Regions from separate parts of the Homo sapiens genome. Here region 1 is linked to region 2. Evidence: chromatin loops called from intact Hi-C (ENCODE). Cell type or tissue: Calu3. All regions are shown on one strand. Each heading gives the region's core, and the rest is flanking DNA. Links, peaks and the distances in the headings are about the cores only. Region 1 holds the start of LOC105371321 (a long non-coding RNA gene). Region 2 overlaps SMPD3 (sphingomyelin phosphodiesterase 3).

Region 1 (10,353 bases), core at 801-8,800, 120 kb after region 2:
AAAAACAAAAAACCACACACACACACACACACACAGAGAAAGACAGAGAGCCTCATGCACCCTTGTGGAAGTCCCGGTTGCCACGGTGCCACTGTCCTAGAGGCATCTATCAAAAGGCCCCACCCAGAACCTCCTCAGAGGGCATCTAAGCAACTGCCTATAATTAAGAATAGAGGTGTGACTGAGATCTGAGGGAGGGCTGCTGTCTTAGTCTGTTTTGGTTGCTATAACAAAATAACCACAAACTGGGCAGCTTATATGCAACAAAAATTGACTTCTCACAGTTCTGGAGGCTGGGAAGTCCACAATCATGGTATCAGCAGAGTCGGCGTCTAGTGAGGGTCTGCTTTCCAGTTCACAGATGGCGCCTTCTCCTTGTGTCCTCATGTGGTGGAAGGGGTGAGCTAGCTCTCTGGAACCTGTTTTATAAGGGCGCTAATCCCCAGCATGAGCACGCTCCAACCCTATGACCTAATTACCTCCCGAAGACTCCCACCTCCTAATACAATCACATTGGTGAATTGTGGAGGGACATAAACGTTCAGCCCATGGCAGCTGCTGACACCCGCTCCTAAAGCCCCTTGACACCACCTGTTGGCACCACCACTGCCTACATCCCCAAATGCCAGGCCTGACTTTTCCAATCAACCTTGGCTCTTGTCCCTTACTCCTTGGACCCCTTTCTTAATTTCTGGTCCTGAGACATAGAACACAAAGAACAAGAGCTCTTCTCTCTCAGGGTTGTTGTGAAAATTAAACGAAATAAGAGTTTAAGAGCATAAACTGGGAAATAATAAAGATAATAGATTGTTTGACCTAGATGCAATTGTAGATCATAGAAAATATCGATGAATGTAGACCGGAGATAGGATCTTGTTCTAGAAAGATGCATACGTTTTGAATTGACACAAGAATAAAGTACATTTTAGGCCAGGCAAAGTGGCTCACACCTGTAATCCCTACGCTTTGAGAGGCAGAGGTGAGAGGATCACATGAGACCAGTTGTTCAAGACCAGCCTGGGCAACACAGTGAGATCCCATCTCTACAAAAAACCTTTTAAAAAATTAGCCAGGTGTGGTGTTGCACACTCATAGTCCCATCTACTCAAGAGGCCAAGGCAGGAGGATCATTTGAGCCCAGGAGTTTGTGGCTACAGTGAGCTATGATTGCACCACTGCACTCCAGCCTGGGTGACACAGGGACACCCCTATCTCTTAAAAAAAAGAAAGAAAGAAAACGAATTAGCTGGGCATAGTGGCACCCGCCTGTAGTCCCAGCTTCTCAGGAGGCTGAGGTGGGAAGATCTCTTGAGCCTAGGAGGTTGAGGTTGCAGTGAGCTGTGATTGTGCCACTTCACTCAGCCTGGGCAACAGAGTGAGGCCCTGTCTCAAAAAATAAATTAATTAAATAAAGCACATTTATTTAAAGAAAGAAATTAAATGACATATAAATAATATATGTATAGTCCTACAAACGTGACTCATAAAATATAACTATAAAACAATTTCTATTTGTCTCCCTTTGTCCTTTACACTGACCCTATGGAGTTTCTTTTCCCTTTGTCCCTCATTGAAATTTAGGCTAAGTCCCCTGACAACCCCTTCTTTGCCCCTTGGCCCAGGAGTAACCTTCAGTTTCTTTCTGCCAATGTCTTTTTGTTCTTCCCAGGAGGCTTTTTTTTTTTTTTTTTGAGACAGAGTCTTGCTCTGTTGCCCAGGCTGGAGTGTAGTGGCGCGATCTTGGCTCACTGCAGCCTCTGCCTCTGGGTTCAAGCAATTCTCCTGCCTCGGCCTCCTAGGTAGCTGGGGTTACAGGCGCCGGCCACAATGCCTGGCTAATTTTTGTATTTTTAGTAGAGATGGGGTTTCACCATGTTGGCCAGGCTGGTCTCGAACACCTGACCTCATGTGATCTGCCTGCCTCAGCCTCCCAAAGTGCTGGGATTACAGGCGTGAGCCACGGCGCCCAGCAAAATGTGCCTTTCTGATCTCCACCAACTACCTCCAGGGAGAATAATGTTCCCCTGGTTACATTGTGAGAATGGGTAGGCCAGAGAGGAGAAGGGTACCCCAGCCAGCTCTGGGAATGTGGTGGGTCTGGCAGTGTCCCAAGCAGGCACTGAACAATTCCCACATTGGCTACTCTGCTAGATATTTTGTCCCTTTAAGGATTTACTCATTGATCCCACTGAGAGAAGAATTATGAGGCCACTTGCTCAGTGTGACCAAAGGGGCCACAGAAGTGCCAGGTCAGGAGGCGGAATGAAAACCATACCCCAGAAAACAGAAGAGGAGGAGGCTGGGGAGGAAGGCGGTGGGTGGGTTGGGGGCAGGGAGGACCCTGAAGTCAGTTGCCTTGGGGAGAAACCCAGGGTCTGAAGGTAACCCAGACACTCTGTCCCCAGGGGGAGGGGTCTGGATCCCATTCTCCGAGTGGCCTGGGAGGAGACAGACGGTCTGGGAAGGCGAGGCAGTGCCCTAAGAACAGCCACACCAGCAAGCTTATCTCAGATGATTAAATGGCAGCAGATAAATTTAACTAAACGTGAGTAATGGGGACACAAAGGGGAAGTGAAGAGAAATAGAATATTTTAGCAACATAAGGAAATGAGAAGAAAATGACTTTGCAATGAAATGTCAAACTTCTGTGCCTGGAGGAGATGTAATCTGGTCATTGCAGGCCCAGGAGAGCGGGGGAGTCTGTAGTTATTTCAAGCAAATTTTAATTCACTTTAATTTAATAACATATGACCAAATACCTTTGAGAGAGTGGCAGGGGACAGAACTGGAAATCAGAGAGTGCCAGCCCTGTGAACTGAGGTGTTTCTTATTTGTTTTTTGCAAGAAGCTGTACTTATATTAATTCATTCATTAACCCATTCATTCAGGGCATGAATATTAAAGGCTGAGGATTAATAAAATATACAACTCAGCTTCCCCCCGGCTCACAGGAAATCCTGGCCAGCTAGGAAGACCGACAGATGAACAGAAAGTTGCAATGTAGGGGCCAGGTGCGGTGTCTTATATCTGTAATCCCAACACTTTGGGAGGCCAGTGTGACAGGATGACATGAGGCCAGTTAAAGACCAGCCTGGGCAACAAGCAAGATCCCATCTCTATAAAAAATACAAAAATTAACCGGGCATAGTGGGACACGCCTGTTGTCCTAGCTACGTGGGAGGCTGAGGCAGGAGGATTGGTTGAGCCCAGGAATTCAAGGCTGCAGTGAGTTATGATTTCACCACTGCACCACAGCCTGAGTGACAGAGTGAGGCCCTGTCTCAAAAAAAAAAAAAAAAAAGTTGCAATGTAGGGCCACATCCTGGGCCTAATACCTGGTGTTCAGTAGAAGTTTGTGGAATAAATACAGGATTGAAAGGGTGGTTTTGGGAAGGTGCCAGAAAGAGTGAACATCTAGCTGGGTCTTTTTCTTTTTGAGACGGAGCCTCGCTGTGTCGCCCAGGCTGGAGTGCTATGGCGCAATCTTGCTCACTGCAACCTTGGCTCCTGGGTTCAAGCAATTCTCCTGCCTCTGCCTCCCGAGTAGCTGGGATTATGAGCACCCGCCACCACACCTGGCTAATTTTTGTATTTTTGGTAGAGACGGGGTTTCACCATGTTGGCCAGGTTGGTCTCAAACTCCTGACCTCAAGTGATCCACCCGCCTCAGCCTCCCAAAGTGCTGGGATTACAGGCATAAGCCACTGTGCTCAGCCTTCTAGCTGGGTCTTGAAGGATGAATAAACTCACCAGGAAGGCAAGCAAGTCCAGGGCACATCCAGGGACTGCCTGTGACGAGGAGAAAAGGATCACGTGTAACAAGGAGATGCTGGTTACATTTGCTGGGCTGGGGAAGGTTGCCCAGGGAATGGGGACAGGGTGAGAAGAGGAAAAGGGCAAGGAGGGGCCCTGATGAGGAGTGACACTCAGGAAGGTAGACTCTGAAGAGAAGTCCTCCCCCACCCCTCAAGCCATCACTGAGATCTCTACCCCAGGCCAGCGCCTACTCATCCTTCAAGGCTCAAGCATCACTTCCTCCAGGAAGCCTTTCTGCCCAGCTCAGGCTGTGGTCCTCCCCCTTCCATGTGGTGCTCCCAGCACACTGCGCCACCAACCTTGTGACTGCCCACCTCCAGTCCTGTATTGGGTTGGCTTGTCTGTATGCTTGCCTGTCTCCCAACAGAGGCTGTATGCCCAGTTCTGGTGATGCTGCCCCACCCCATGCACTAGTGGCTCCCTGGATTCCGGCCGGGCTGTGCTGCCTATGGGATTCCATCACACAGATGCACGAGGCCTGTAAGGAAAAGTGGATCCCAAAGCCAGAGTCTGAGTCAAGGGTTGCTGGGGGTGGGGTGTGGACAGGGGGTTGGCCGAGGGAAGGGTATTTTACTCCACATCACATAAGATTTTTACACTCATTGCCAGGCACAGTGGCTCACGCCTGTAATCCCAGCACTTTGGGAGGCCGAGGCAGGTGGATCACTTGAGGTCAGGAGTTCAAGATCAGCCTGGCCAATATGGTGAAACTCCAGCTCTACTAAAAATACAAAAATTAGCCAGGCCTGGTGGTGCACCCCTGTAGCCCAGCTACTCTGGAGGCTGAGGCAGGAGAATCACTTGAACCCGGGAGGCGGAAGTTGCAGTGAGCCAAGATAGTGCCACTGCACTCCAGCCTGGGCGACAGAGCGAGACTCTGTCTCAGAAAAAAATAATAATAAATTGCACTCTCTCTTCTTTGTTTTTTTTTGTTTTGAGACAGAGTCTTTCTGTCGCCCAGGTTGGAGTGCAGTGGCATGATCTCGGCTCACTGCAGCCTCCGCCTCCCAGGTTCAAGCGATTCTCCTGCCTCAGCCTTCCAAGTAACTGGTATTACAGCGCCCACCACTACGCCTGGCTAATTTTTGCATTTTTAGTAGAGACGGGGTTTCATCATGTTGGCCAGGCTGGATAATCCACCCACCTCAGCCTCCCAAATAACTGGTATTACAGCGCCCACCACTACGCCCGGCTAATTTTTGTATTTTTAGTAGAGACGGGGTTTCACCATGGTGGCCAGGCTGGATAATCCACCCACCTCGGCCTCCCAAAGTGCTGGGATTACAGGCGTGAGCCACCGCGCCCGGCCAGACTTTTACACTCTCGAGAGGGACTTTGGAAGTGCCGTGGGTGACAGCCCTTCTGAAGTCCCCAGGACCCTGGCTGGAAGGGATGGGTAATTAGAGCTGTTGTGCCTGGGTGACAAAGCCAGAGAAGCCTGGTCCCTGGAGGAGAAACCGAAATGTCTGGAGAGGTGGGGCGGGTGGCCAGGCTCAGGGTAGAGAGAAGCAATACAGAGGCCAGGTAAGAGAGCCGCCCCCTCTCTGGACAGGGCTGCAGGTGAAATACGCCGCCCGAGGTAAAGGAAAGAACTGCAGGTTCCATAAGTGTCCGCTAGGGGGCTACCGAGGATACACCAGCTGGGTCGCCTTGGTAACCGCGGAGCTGCGAATGTGTTGTCCCCACGCGGTGGCGGGGAGGTACCAAGATCGCCCCAGGCGCGGCGTATCAGACGCTGGGGTGGGGGCGGGGGTCTGTGGCCATCAGCCCCAGGCAGGCCGTGAGCCCAGGCCAAGGTCCAGGCAGAGATGAAGGACCCAGCTTACTTTCACCTTCGTGTTTTCTCACCTCTGCTCAGGTCACACCTTCACTGGTTGAACTGGACTTAGCAGTTGTGGTAGGAAAAATTAAAATGGTGTTTTGGATCAGCCAAAACAGCTCCTGCATTGTACAGATGAAATAGCAACCCAGAGAGGGAAAGTCACTTGGAGATCACACAACAGCAGACCTGGAAACAGAGCGAAGAGAAAGTGGAACAGAATGGAAGAAAGCAAAGCAAATGAGCAAAGCCCAGTCAAGCAATGTGTTCACTTTATTATCATCATCATCATTATTATTATTATTATTATTTTGAGACAGGGTCTCACTCTGTCGCCCAGGCTAGAGTGCTGTGGTGCAATCATAGCTCACTGCAGCCTCAAACCTCGAACTACTGGGCTCAAGCCGTCCTTTCACCTTAGCCTTCCTCCTGTAGCTGAGACCACAGGCTCATGCTACCATGCCCAGCTAATTTTTGTATTTTTTGTAGAGACAGGCTCTTGCTTTGTTGCCCAGGCTGGTCTCGAACTCCTGACTTCATGTGATCCTCCGGACTCAGCTTCCCAAAGTGCTGGGATTAAAGGTTCGAGCCACTTCACTCAGCATTCTATTTTTTAAATTACCACTTTTGAATTTAAATAGTTTTAAGCATAAGCTTTTACCTGGTGAATTTAAGAAGACATAATGCTACAATGTAACTTAAGAATCCCTCCAGCAGATGACAGGCATCTTTTCCTTCCTATACCACATTCTTCCTCCTCCAACTAGTGTCTTTCTCTGGGCTTTAGTTTCATCTATACAATGAAGGAGCTGTCTTAGCTCTTCTCAAAAACCATTACTCTTTATAATAAAGCAAAGCCTCTGTGGTCCTACACTTTGGGAGGCCGAGGCGGGTGGATCATGAGGTCAGGAGTTTGAGATCAGCCTGGCCAACATGGTGAAACCCCCATCTCTACTAAAAATACAAAAATTAGCTGGGCGTGGTGGTGGGCACCTGTAATCCCAGCTACTCGGGAGGCTGAGGCAGGAAAATCACTTGAAACCAGAAGGCAGAGGTTGCAGTGAGCCGAGATTGCGCCACTGCACTCCAACCTGGGTGAAAGAGTGAAACTTCATCTCAAAATAAATAAATAAATAAATAAATAAATAAATAAATAAAGCCTTTATGTCATAAGCTTAGCTCAGTTAACTCAGCACACAGTTCGTGGGCACATAAGTGGGTAAGTTCCTCTTACAGACAGAACCTGCTTGGCTGTCAAATATCTCTGTAACTGGGCCCCTGGCAGGCCCAGCCTCAGGACAATCTAGACCAGGTTCTTGGATCCATGTATCTGGTTGTAATGTTGGAGGACATCAGCCATGAACAAAAACTATCTCGGCTATAATATTTGCAAGTTAATTAATTTGCAAGTTTATTTAAAAATTCAGATACAAGGCCAAGTGCCATGGCTCATGCCTGTAATCCCAGCGCTTTGGGAGGCCAAGGTGGGTGGATCACTTGAGTTCAGGAGTTTGAGACCAACCTGGCCGACATGGTGAAACCCCACCTCTACTAAAAATACAAAAATTAGCCAGGTGTGGTGGTGGGCACCTGTAATGCCAGCTACTCGGGAGGCTGAGACAGAGGAATCAATTGAACCTGGGAGGCGGAGGTGGCAGTGAGCTCAGATTGCACCACTGCACTCCAGCCTGGCGACAGAGCAAGACTCCGTCTCAAATAAATAAATAAATTCAGATACAAACATAATTCAATAAATATAGCATGAGAACAATCTTGTTTAATTTTTTATTTTTTATTTTTTTTGGAGACAAGTTCTCACTCTGTGGCCCAGGCTGGAGTGCACTGGTGCGATCTCGGCTCACTGCAACCTCTGCCTCCCGGGTCCAAGTGATTCTTGTGCCTCAGCCTCCCAAGTAACTGGGACTACAGGTGCATACCACGAGGCCCGGTTAATTTTTGTAGTTTTAGTAGAGATAGGGTTTCGCCATGTTGGCCAGGCTGGTCTCAAACTCCTGGGCTCAAGCAATCTGCCCGCCTCAGCCTCCCAAAGTGCTGGGATTACAGGCATGAGCCACTGCACCTGGCCCAAATTTGTTTAATTTCTAGTCCCTCACTCTTTCTCTGCCCTCCTTCTCTATCCTGTCCTTGGCTCATTTTGTCCACTTTCTTTCTTTTTTTTTTTTTTAAGATGGAGTCTTGCTCTGTTGCCCAGGCCTGGAGTGCAGTGGCATGATTTCGAACAGCCACCGGGCCAGGCTATTTTTAAAATATTTTTAGTAGAGTTGGGGTTTTGCCATGTTGGCCAGGCTTGTCTCGAACTCCTGGCCTCAAGCGATCTGCCTGCCTCGGCTTCTCAAAGTGCTGGGATTACAGACAAGAGCCACCATGCCCGGCCTTGTCCACTTTTTTGTTTCTAAACACAGTCCTCTGCTTGGCTGCAAAAACCCTCAGATGCCATCTGTGTCTTGAATGGCTGCGTGGGATCAGTCCCCTCCCCACAACCAGCCACATCCCAGGGTCATTGAATATCCTCGTCTCGGGGGCACAGAGGTATCTGGGGAAAGCCTTGCCTGGGTGGACATTCATGACTTCAAGCCCATGAGGAAAGCCTGTGATAAAAGAGACCAGGTGAGGGCAAACATGGGATGCTAGGGTGGCCGGAGTTGGTTCCCGCTGGTGGGTTCGTGGTCTCGCTGACTTTAAGAATGGAGCCTCAGACCTTCGCAGTGAGTGTTACAGCTCTTAAAGATGGCATGGACTCAAAGAGTGAGCAGTAGCAAGGTTTATTGTTAAGAGCAAAATGACAAAGCTTCCATGGTGTTGAAGGGGACCACCGCTGCTGGCTGAAGGGGGTGGCCAGCTTTTATTCCCTTATTTGTCTTCTCCCATGTTCCGTTTTTGTCCTATCAGAGTGCCCTTTTCTCAATCCTCCCTGTGATTGGCTACTTTTAGGATCCTGCTGATTGGTGTGTTTTACAGAGCGCTGATTGGTGCATTTTACAATCCCCTTGCTAGCTACAGAGTGCTGATTGGTGCGTTTTACAATCCTCTTGTAAGACAGAAAAGTTCTCCAAGTCCCCACTCGACCCAGGAAGTCCAGCTGGCTTCACCTCTCGCTCGGGTACTCCTGGGGCCCATCCATCAATTGACGAAGGGACAAGTGACTGGCCTGAGCAGGGCCTCTCTGGGAAAGTCAGGTGGCTGAACTGGAGCCCAGTGTGAGGTCTCCTGACTGCTGACCCTTGTTACCCACAGGGACTACATTGCCTTGAGGTGACACCACTTGGCTCTGGCCTGAGTCACCGCAGTTGAGATGAATCAAGAGTGTGTGGAAGGTTGGGTGCAGTGGCTGATGCCTATAATCCCAGCACTTTGGGAGGCAGAGGCAGGAGGATCACTTGAGCCCAGGAGTTCAAGACCAGCCTGGGCAACATAACGAGACCCCATTTCGATATACATGAAAATATATAAAAAATAAAGGGTTTGTAGAGCCCTTCAGAATGACCCAGGGTGGCAGAACACCAGAGGAACTCAGACAGCTGGGGCTACTAGGTGCTCAGTGAACTTTTGTTGAACTGAAAGTCATTTTCTGGGGCTTATGGAGGTGTCAGTAACCTAAGATCAGACCTATCAGACGTCACCACAGGGTGTCTGTGACAAGGCGCCAGATGCTCACAGCTGTGTGGGTCTGGGGAACTGAGTGCCCGGTTTTTTTTTGTTATCTGCCCTCCCCAACATATATCTGAATAAGAAACTTTAATTAGACTGAACTAATGACAAACTGTGGTAAAGTTTTCCATACAATAGCATAGTCTTCAGCAATAAAAGGGAATCAATTATTAATATGCATGATGACTTGGATGGACTTCAAGGGTGTTATTCTGAGTAAAAAGTAAATACAATCTTAAATGCTCATATACTGCATGATTTCATTTATATAACATTTAAAAGTAATAGAGATTTTAAAAGTATAGAGATGGAGAATAAAGATGTCATGGATTAGAGAAGGAGCTAGAAAGGGTATCACCATAAGAGAGTAGCCCAGGCCGGGCGCAGTGGCTCACGCCTGTAATCCCAGCACTTTGGGAGGCCGAGGTGGCCGGATCACAAGGTCAGGAGATCGAGACCATTTTGGCCAACATGGTAAAACCCCGTCTCTACTAAAATACAAAAAATTAGCCGGTCGTGGTGGCGTGCACCTATAGTCCCAGCTATTTGGGAGGCTGAGGCAGGGGAATCGCTTGAACGCGGGAGGCGGAGGTTGCAGTGAGCTGAGAAAACGCCATTGCACTCCAGCCTGGGCAACAGGGCAAGACCCCATCTCAAAAAAAAAAAAAAAAAGAGAATAGCCCAAAGGGAGTTTCTCTGTCGTAATAGGAGTTTTGTATCTTAAATTTACCATGGTTCTATTAATATATACATATGACAAGGTGCCACAGAATTATAAACAAAGACATAAAAAATATATGCAAAGCAGGTAAAAATCCAAGTAAGGACTTTAGATAAATATATTGTGCCAATATCAATTTCCCGATTTTGAGAATGCACTAGAATTATGTAAGGTGCCAGTATCGAGGGAAACTGGGTGATGGGTACACGGGACCTCTTCGTTCTACTTTTGCACTTCTTGTGAGTCTGTCATTAACTCAAAATCAAAAGTGTAACAAAATCTGTACTAGCTTTATTCTGTTTTGAATATTTTGAGTTCGGGGGTGGCT
Region 2 (10,353 bases), core at 1,483-9,482:
AGGCCGGCCTCGAAATTCTGACCTCAGGTGATCTGCCCGCCTTGGCCTTCCAGAGTGCTGGGATTACAAGCATAAGCCACTGTGCCTGGCCAAGATTTTTCAACTTTTCAATGGTGCAAAAGTAATAGACATTCCATAGAAATTGTACTTTGAATTTTGACCTTTTCTTTTTATTATTTTAATTTTTTATTATAAAATGTTAGTAGTTATTATAAAACAGACTTTGTTAGATGATTTTGCCCAACTGTAAGCTAATGTGAGTGTTTTGAACATGTTTAATGTAGGCTAGGTTAAGCTATAATGTTTGCTAGTTTAGGTGTATTAAATGCATTTTCAAGGAACTGTATTTTCAACATAGAATGGGCATATAGGGATGTAACCCTGATAAGTTGAGGAGCATTTGTAATCAAGTTTAAAGGTGGTCATAAGGATGGGCCCCTGATCTGATAACATTAGCGTTCTTATAAGAAGAGATGCCAGGCCAGGTGCAGTGGCTCACGCCTGTAATCCTAGCACTTTGGGAGGCCAAGGTAGGAGGATCACCTGAGGCCAAGAGTTAGAGACCAGCCTGGCCAACACGCGAAACTCTGTTTCTACTAAAAAGACAAAAATTAGCCGGGTATGGTGATGTGCGCCTGTAGTCCCAGTTACTCAGGAGGCTGAGGCACACTTGAGCCCAGGAGGCGGAGGTTGCAGTGAGCTGAGATTGCGTGACAGAATGAGACGCTGTCTGGGAAAAAAAAAAAAAAAAAAAAGATGCCAAAGTGCTCACACATACCAAGGAAAAGCCATATGCGGACTTAGTGAGAAGGTGGCTGTCTACAAGCCCGGAAGAGAGCCCTTACCAGAAACTGAATCAGCCAGAACATTGATCTCAGACTTCTAGCCTCTAACCTGTAAGAAACTAAATTTCGGTTGTTTAAGCCACCCAGTCTATGGTATTTTGTTATGGTAGCCCAAACAGACTTATACAAATGGATGGGGACCAAGGGGTACCTGGGTAACATGAAAATGGACCAGGAGGCTGGGCATGGTGGCTCATGCCTGTAATCCCAGAACTTTGGGAGGCCGAGGCAGGCAGATCTCTTGAGGTCAGGAGTTCAAGACCAGCATGGCCAACATGGTAAAACCCCATCTCTAGTAAAAACACAAAAATTAGCTGGGTGTGGTGGTGTGAGTCTGTAGTCCCAGCTACTTAGGAGGCTAAGCCAGGGAATCGCTTGAACCCAGGAGGTCAATGTTGCAGTGAGCTGAGATAGCACCACTGTACTCCAGCCTGGGCGATAGAGCACGAGATTCTGTCTCAAAAACAAAAAAAACAAAAAGGAAAATGGACCAGGAATTTATTCAGAGGTCTCCTGGTTCAGGTAACTGTATGGCTAGTGAAGTTGCTCACTGGCAGTGGGGGTGGGTGAATGGGTGAAGGCAGAGTTTGTGGTGTTGGGGGACATTTGCATAGACATGTCCAGACAGAATTTGGATCTTCAGACCCAGAACTCAGAGTTGAGGTCTGGATTGGAGCAGGTTTGAGAATATTAGAGTGTAGGCGGACTCTTGGGAGTGACTACATTTTGTCAGATCACTTATTCTTTCTTTCTTCTTCAATTGGTCCATTCTAATTCTAATTTCTTGTTATATAAGATAGCTTTTGTCTTTTATATTTTTGTAAAAATCAGATACTCTCCTTTGCTTTAAAAAAGTACAATTGTGCACAACTTTCCCCCAATTTTTAGAAGACTTTGCTTTCCCCTACTTGCAGAGAACAAGTCTTGTTTAGGAGCATAACTGATGTGGTTAGAATCTACTTGTGCAGTCAGAATTGCACAGTTTTTTGAGGCTCATTTTGTCTTTAATATTTGTGATGTCAGTTCTCTTGTCATTCTTACCAATTTCAGAAGAACATATCTCCCTTCACTTCAGCTTGTTGGATAATTTATAATTCAAAATTTACACTAGGAAATGCTTATGTCTTTCCCACAGAGTTGAATTTGAAAGGCACAGTGTGTTTTCTTTAGTTCTAGGCTGAGCTGTTTTTTCATTTCTGGAAACTTTTCTTATATTATTTCTTTCCTGATGTCTCCTTTATGTGTTCCTCATCCATTCGTCTCTCTCTTCTAGGCCTACTTTAGGGCTGTGATACCATTTTCCATTTTCCAAATCAGTTATTTTCTCCTCTGTTTTCTTTGTCTACATTTTAGGTTTCATGTCTTACCTTATCCTCAACATCACTAATTTCTTTGTTGTATTTGTTTCTGTTAATGCCAATTACTACTTCCAGGTGTTTTCTAATTCTTTTATAATTTTCACCGTGGAATTACAGCTATTATTTTTTCTGATCTGTTTCTGTCAGTATTTTGTTGTTGTTGTCATTTATTTCTTTCAAAGTAGTTATTATCCAGTTCCTCTTATTTGTTCCTTCAGATTCCATCATTTAAAAAACAAATTAATTGACATTTATTAGGCGCCTACTGCATGCAGACACTGCTGCTCATCATTTAGCACTTGTAGCTGTCTGCTTTCCTTCTAAGTTTAGTGCAGCAGGATTCAGAATTCTTCAGTCACAGCTGCTTTGGGCAGGTTCTGATTATTTATCATTTATTTTCTCTTGTTCCCCAAAAGATTTAAGATAACTTAAACTGTATCCTATGTACAATATGAGACTTTTTTTGCTTGTTTGTTTAAATAGGGAATTAGAGCTAAGGGAAAATAGAAAAAACAAGAGGCCATCAGGCAGAGCTGGAGATACAGAGACAGTGAGTGAGGTGAAATCTCATTCCAATGGTGGCCTCAGGTGGGCACAGAGATGTGTTTTATGACTGAGGCTTGTCCTATTGATTTTTGTTGGTGGTGTTGAATGACCCTTTGTTTTAAATTGTTGCTTGAATGGCTGCAGTGCAGAAGAGGCCCCTGTGGCATCACTCCCTTGGCTAGCCCCCCTGGGTGGGAAATGCTTACATATATATATATCTTTCCTAAGGGGGCTGGAATTGGAAAAAAAAAAAAAAGAGGCAGGATTATAGGTGATAGTGTGGACTGGGGGCACATAAACAGTGTAACAGTGACCCCCAGCCTCATGGCTCACCTTCCAAAAGTCAGTATTGATTGAGCAACTAATTAGCTGTGTATTTCCTGTGCTCAGAATCAGAGATTTTCCCTTTGTTGGGTGGCAACTGTAATCTGGTCGAGAGGAAGGCTTTTCAGGGGCTCTCTGTTCCCACAGAACTCCAGAGTGGCCTCATTTCACACTTCTTGGGAACTAGTTTTTCGAGTGACAGATTGATTGGTGTATGGGTGGTTACCAAAAAAGATTCTATTTTATTAGCTGTTTGTCTTGCAGAGTGAAATAGTTTTTTTAAACTTTATCAAAACGTCATCATCTCCAGGGTTTAAAGCGTGCCCTCTGGCTTTGAGGGAAGATCTCAGTCCCATAGCCGTCATGTCCCAGTTCACCTCAAGCCATTGAGCAATGAGCCTGAGACGGGGCAGGTGAGCTCAGGCCTGTGGCCGCCCTAGCCTGGGCCCACTTAAGGGGTGACCCTGAGTGGCAGCTAGCTGAGCACCAAGGTGACAGACAGCTCTAAATTTCATCCCGGTGCCTAAACTGTCTTAAAAAAATACATCAAGGGAAAAGTAAAATCTAGACATTCCTATACATGAGAGACTATGTGTATAGGTAATGTTGCTTTTCTGTTTGAGAAGGAAATAGAAAACATTTCACTTACTCTTTTTTTTAAATTAAAAATGAGGAATATATCAAACAATAAAAAAGATCTTGGTTTCCTATTGTGGCAGTTAAAGAAGAGAGAAAAACAGACTGAAAGTTGTTGAGGGAAGGCAGGGAGCAGAGTCCTGTCCCAGGGGTGCCTCAACTCAGTGTGCCTGGCCTGGGCGGCCCAGCCCTGCCCTTCCAGCCTCAGCGGGTGTAGCCCCTAGTTGTCTACTCTGTCCTTGGCCCCTCCCTTAGCCCCAAGTGTCCTGTCCAGAGTCAAGGCCAATTACTCCTAGTTCTTGAGTCCATTTCTAGTCCCTACTCCCAACCCCTCCGTGGCTGTCACCGCCACCAGGGCCTCCTCCTGTCTTGCCTGCTTTGAGCCCCTTCCCTCCTAATTGGGCTGAAGCCTGTGATCCCCACCAGCAGCAGCTCTGAGCTCATTCTGCCCTTGTCCAGCATCTCCAGATCTCCCTCTACCCCCAGGATCGATCCTTCTACCTGGCCTGGCTTGAGGACCCCAGTGACCAGGCCCTGCCCTCCTCAGTCTCGTTTCTGCCCCTCTTTCTCCCACTGATTTGATGTGATGGCCCCGACCTCTAGCTTTCACTGTTCCTGGGACATACCATGCTCTTTCACGCCTCCATGCCTTTGCACATGCTGTACCCTGTGTCTGGAACACCCTGGTGGTCCACCTGACACCCCTCCTCCAAGGCTCAGCTCTAAAGCTTCCAACCCCCTCCCCTCAGTCTCACACCCTGGGGCTTTGTACTGGCAGCGTAGAGCCCCCTGAGCTCCAAGCACAGGGCCCAGTCCCTGACAGGCATTCCAGGAACCTCGGTGGAATCAATAAAGTGATTTCTAGCCAGGCGGGCATGTCCATCACCAGAAGGTTCGATTCCCTTTGTACACACCAGGGGGCACAGCAGGAGCTGTGAGAAACTGCTCCCAATTGTTTGAATTATTGCCTCAATGAGGCTACTTTGTGGTAAAACAAAAGAAAACAAAACGAAAATGCAAGATGGAGACTTGAAATTTAAAAGCTGTGTGAACTCACGTGTGTGTTGTGAGTGCCTATAGCTTACTGGAATCATCATCTTCATCAACATGATTATATAAAAAATGTTTTGGGGTACCCACTGTGTGCCAGGCACTGTGTTCAGAGCATTCCCTGCACAACGTCTTGTTTCATCCCCTAAGCAGCCTGGGGAGGGTAGGTATTATTGATCCCGTACTCAGAGATGAAAACTGAGGCTTGGAGGGGCATAAGTGACTTGCTCAGTCACACAGCAGAGGGTGGCACAGATTCTGTGAGCAAGACTTATCTGCAGCCCCATCCTGGTTAGCATTTTGACCGATGGGGCTCTCTAATACACAGGAGGCACCCATAGGTAAGGGAGGAACACCCCAGGGGTTGGGAAGTCTTGCTAGCCACCACCCTTCCCTCTTACCTGCCTCCTCCTCTGTCCCAGAGGGATTCAAGGTGGATGCTGCCATGATTTGTTCTTAACACTGGAGTGTGAATTCATCCATCAACTGTTGTCCTGGATATCTGAATGGTCAGAGAGCTGGTGGGGATTGGGAGGTATAAACCCAGCAGGAACCAGGTAGAGTTCTGCTGTGGGGCTGAGGGATGATGGGGAACACCCCGGTCAAGCCCATTGTCTCTCCCTGGTGTCCTTCAGCCTTGCGCCCTCCATTTGTTCTCCATACAGAAGCCAGAGTGATCTTTCTAGGTACACACCTGGGTACCCTCCCCGCTGAGAACTCTTTCATGGCCCCCAGGATAAAATCCATGCCCCACATCTGCCTCCTCTCCTGTCGCACTTCTTGCCAATCCTGTCCTTAGAGCTCTCCTCTTTCCTTCTTGGTCCCGTTCTCTCTCCGGGAGGGCCTTTCCCTAGCCTGGAATTCCACGCCTTGCTTGGTCAGCTCCTCCTCATCTTCTGGCCTTTTGCGGGGGCGGGGGGTGGTCTCTTCAGGAAGCCTTCCCCCCTCCCCTGGTGGCAGTGCTTCGTCTTAGGGCCTCCTACAGTGAGCCTCTATTGCTCCTGGCACCACCCCAGAGGTGGCCTCTAGAGGGTCTGGGACCTGGGTCACATGTCAAACAGTCTTGGCCACCTGCAGACAGGCAAGGCCAGGGGATGACAACCACAGGGAGGAATATGCCCCAAAGGCAGCCTTCCAGAGGGAGATGCAGAATCTGGTTCTGGGATGTTGGGGCTTCGTCAGGGAGGGAGGGAGGGAGGGAGTCCAAGAGGTGGGTGGGCGTCTGGAATGTGCTAGGGCTGTGGCCACCTGGGCCCCTGCTGGAGCTGCAGCTGTGGATGTTCTCAGGGAGAACAGGCAGAGGGAAAAAGGGGGTCAAGGACAGAAGCTTGGGGCTTATCCCATTTTTGGCTTGGTGAGGAAAGAAGAGCCAAAAAGAGCACTTGGGAAGGGAGGAAGTTCACAGAAAAGGTGCTTGAAATATAGCGCTGTTTTTATGTAGTTCTCAAATAACCTTACTTTTTCCTTTTTCACTTAGAATAGCTGGAAAAGGAGGGCCCTACGTGGCAGTCCCCGGGATGAGAAAACCATGTGTCAGAAAGCTGGTGCCGAATCCCTCACACTATTTTTACCTTCCTGACACTACCTCTTTGAGCCCCGAGGAGGATCCTGGCCTGAGGTGGCCGAGCTGGAGTCTTCCAGGCTGATGTGGCCAACCTTCACCTTGTTCTCCAGAAACCACCAAAAAGCTGGCGATTCACTTTTCTTGACCAGAAATAAATGCATCAGACAAGTGTTCTCAAGTAATCTTGAGGGATGTGAACACAAAATTATCCCATAAATTGCTTTTGTTTCCTTTCCTCAGTTCAAAGTTGGTTTTTGGTTTGCATTAGTTACATTAAAATTGGACAGTAATTCATGCTCTTAAAATAGAATCTCCATGTTCCCAAGTTTAGAAAGAAAAGCCACCTAGGAATGAGAAAAACGTGGACCTATGTGAAATGCCATTCCATTAGCCACAGAATCTTTTGTGGGCCTTGGTGGGAGCACCCATCAGGCGGGATCTGTGGCAGAGCACACCGAAGTGGAGTGTGTCTGTGGTCACTTTTCATTCTGTTCCCCGCTCCAGGTCAAGGAAGCCTTTGACATCGTGGCCAGGAGCTCTGGGGACTCACTAACCTTTAATTACGTTTCTTATTTAAAATAGTGATAAACAGTCCCTCTGTTGATTCAAACATTTAAAAACACTGAGCCTGTAGTTGTTGGCTCTGAACAAAGAGAGCAAATCCTCCCGGCCTCCTCAGGCCCGCCCAGCCTCTGCCTACACCTCTGGGTTCTCAGACTCTCATTCAAATGCTGAAGCCAGAAAATGTCCCTGTGGGTGGGCTTGGGGGGAGGTCACTTCAGGATTCAAAATCAGGACTGGCTAGGCTGTGCAGTGAGGTCCCATTTTCCCCACATGGGGACTTCTGGCTTCTCCTATTACCTGGCTCCTGCTCTGGGTTCAAGGTGAAGGTCAGGAGGTGAGAAGGAGGAGCCACCTTCTTACCCCCACTGCCCCATGGTCTGGTGCCCCATAGCATGTCCACTCACCACTGTGCTTCGTTTATGAATGTCAGCCCCTGGTCCCACAGGCCTTGGATGTAAAGAGAACAACTCTGCTGTCCCCACGCCCCCAGTACATCTGCTGCCTGGAATGGAGGGAAGTAGGGACCCCTTCTAGGCCTGTGGGGTCCCCTTCAAGAGCCAAGTGCCATCCATCCCATCTTGTGGACACCCACAAAGAAGGAGCCTTGAGGCCCAGGCTCCCTAGAGGCAGCTGATGCAATGTAGGGGCAAGTGGGTGGGGAGGAAGGAAGAATGATGGTCAGACCCCCCACTGGCCATTCTTCCTGGATGACTTGGAACCCAATCAGCTGCTGCTCGCCTGGACTGCCAGGTTGCCTCGTCCTCATCATTTGGAAGACTGCAGCAGTGGCCAGGTATGGACTTTGCTTCAGTAGTGATCATGTCCAGAGAGGAGCCCCTTGCTATAAACACAGTACATCAGTGACATCCACGATAAACCCAAAGCCCTGCCTTGTCTCAGGGCTAAGGCCAAGTTGGCCTGGGCCCAGCTTCTCTCCGTAGCCTCATGCCTCCCCAGGCACCAGTGTGGATGTCACCACACCTCTCCACTCTACTCCATAGCAGGGCAGCTACTATTGTAGTCACCATTTTACAGATGAGGAAACTGAGGCCCAGAGGGGTAAAGCATGCTACCAAGATCACAGTGGAGGAGCTGGGATTTGAACCCAGGTCTGTCTGACTCTAAAACCAGTGCTGTTCTCAATCCATCCTGCCACAGAGCCTCCTAGTCCCACTTCCTGCCTCTGCCAAGTGGCCTCTAGAAGGAACCACCCTCAAATACGTGTCGGGGGTGATGTGGTCCTGGGTAAGGGTTAAGGGCTTTGTGGAGGTGCTGGAAGCTGTGAGGTTTCTTGTTGAGTCCAGCCCAGCTCTGCCAGGGTGTCCCCCTGACCTTGCCAGCATGACCCATTTGGGCTGTAATTTTAAACGATAATTATGGATTAGCTTGGTGACCATCAGGCCCTTCTGCTATATCCCAGGAAATGGACCTAACCCTGTTACAGGGCAAATCAGATATAATCAGCTCCTAATTCAATATGGTTGTTCTAAGTCACATTTATCAAGGGACAGAAGCTGGCCCATGGGTTAGACTACAGTAGTGGTTGGATTAGATTCAGACAAGAATCCTCAACTTGCACTTTCTGACAGTTTTATAAAAATTAAGTGGAAGAGATGAACTTTTTTAGTACCATATGCTACAAGTACACACACTTGTATGTCCCACACACAGATGGGGGCATGTTTCAGACTGGCCATGTGTCCCTGCAGCCTTGATCTGCCATGGTTGTGCCTCTCCAGCCCCGACAAAGGTGCCTAGACACCTGGAACACTGCTCTGTTCAAAACCAAACCTGAGCAATCACCCAGTGGGCAGGGCCAGTCATACCAGCCCCTTCTGTGGCTGACGACTGTAACTGGGTTCAGGTACATGGCAACTTCTGGCCAGCTCTGAGTGAGAGAGGATTTCTCTTCTAAGTGGTGGTTTGTGGGATCACAGAGGCCAAACAATAATCAGATTATTGGATGCTTGTGATTGGATCTGCTAGTTTTGCACTGGATTGAACTTTTTTCTCCTGACCCCCACCCCTCACCTTCAGAGCACTGCCAGTGCCACCCTCTGTGAGGTGCTGGCCTCAGAGCTCAGATAGTGAAACAGAAGTACAGAGTCTTGAATGAACCACCCAGGCCAGCATCCGTGAGTGTCAGAACTGGGACTTGAGCTCCGATTTGTCATGCTCCAAAGTCTGGGCACTTTCCACAGCATCCCTGCGTCTCACCCCTTTTCTGCCCCAGTCCACCTGAGGGAAACACAGTGGCTGAGGGGAGGGGCATGCCATATCCTGTTGCAGGGAGCACTTCAACATGTAGCTGACGCATTTGGACTTGATGTCACTGGCACTGGAGGTTTTCTGAGCCAATTTTTTAGGTTTTTGCCACCCAGCTCAGTGGTGATGCCCAGTAGGGAGTAGAAAATGCAAGACTTGAGTTTGGGCGGTTGGGGTTGGAAGTGGAATTGGGGGTGATAGGGGTATAGGAGGCAGCAGGGGCTGGGGCGTAAGTGGGATGTTACAGGGGGTGAGTTTGAAGACAGGGCCCTGTCTTTGGAGCATGCTTTAGAGTCAGGGTGGAGGTGGGACAGGGCATGTCCAAGAATCTCCCTGAATCCTGGCCTTGCCTAAAAGGTAATTATCTGAGATCCCCACACCAATAGCCTGGTTCCAGGAACTTCAATCTTCTTATTGCAAGGGGAAGTTTCAGGGCACTGTGCTGGCCAGAACAGGAGAATTTCATAGGTACAAGGCAGGCTGTCATACCAGGTTTTCTGGAAGCCTTCTTAAAGCACCTAGGACCATATAAATGCCTTCGTCGCAGATCTTTAGAATCCCAGCAAGGCAAACATGCCAAATGGCTAAGAGGACAGCAGCTTCCAGTTTATCCTCACTTGTCATGGCTTTATGTTCAGCTCTCCTTCCCGACTGCCAGCCCAGATGACCAACAGCGACCCCAGGCCCACACCAGACAATTCTCTGAAAACTCACAGAGGCGGTAGCCACAAAGAGGCAACAAGGTTCTACGGAATCCTACCCAGGCTTCCTTAGCAGGACCTCCCTGCAAGCTCCGACTCTCCTTCACCCACGCCACGGCTGGCTAGTGACCTTCCTCTGAGTCACATCTCTCTCCCTTTTAGACTGTCATTTCCCTGGCTCTTCCTACAATTAATAAGGTCTAATTCTTAGAATAAATTTCTGATTCCATTATACTTGTAGTATTCTGCCTCCCTGATTGAACCCTGAGTGATACAGCACCTCACCTCTGCAGGCCTCCATTTCTCTCCTCTATAAAATGGGGAAGGTATGTGACATACTGCCCTAGGAAGGGGGCTGCATCTGGGTGCTGAGGGCCAGGAGGCAGGGATTGATTCTGTGTGCATATTTGTCATAATCTGAGGACAAGCAATAAGCCAGAGTCATGACTCAACTCAGTGTGGCTTTTCATCTTGCACAAGCTGTAGGAGTCCCACAGAGC

What was found. Hi-C counts contacts between places; a loop is a spot of excess contacts. Peaks named below come from ENCODE experiments on the same cell type or tissue, not always from the same donor. Only the 100,000 strongest peaks of a DNase experiment are listed, where the experiment ranks them.
Region 1: it touches region 2 in a loop (6-fold over the local background); 45 of 110 quality-filtered maps call a loop at or near these places.

What each region holds. Positions count from the first base shown.
Region 1 is chr16:68,515,360-68,525,712 of GRCh38, forward strand. LOC105371321 (a long non-coding RNA gene) reads right to left here and starts at 658. Exons shown (of 4, transcript XR_933693.3): 1 at 283-658. RefSeq lists enhancers at 5,516-5,595, 5,616-5,665, 5,706-5,755. In Calu3, for the core only: CTCF peaks have their summits at 5,409 (motif pointing right) and 5,611; a DNase peak (open chromatin) is centred at 5,472.
Region 2 is chr16:68,392,101-68,402,453 of GRCh38, forward strand. The region is part of intron 1 of SMPD3 (sphingomyelin phosphodiesterase 3); the gene reads right to left. Among named protein-coding and RNA genes, the nearest start is that of SMPD3, 51 kb to the right of the region's middle. RefSeq lists enhancers at 5,710-6,210, 6,792-7,421, 7,422-8,049. In Calu3, for the core only: a CTCF peak has its summit at 4,647 (motif pointing right); a DNase peak (open chromatin) is centred at 4,611.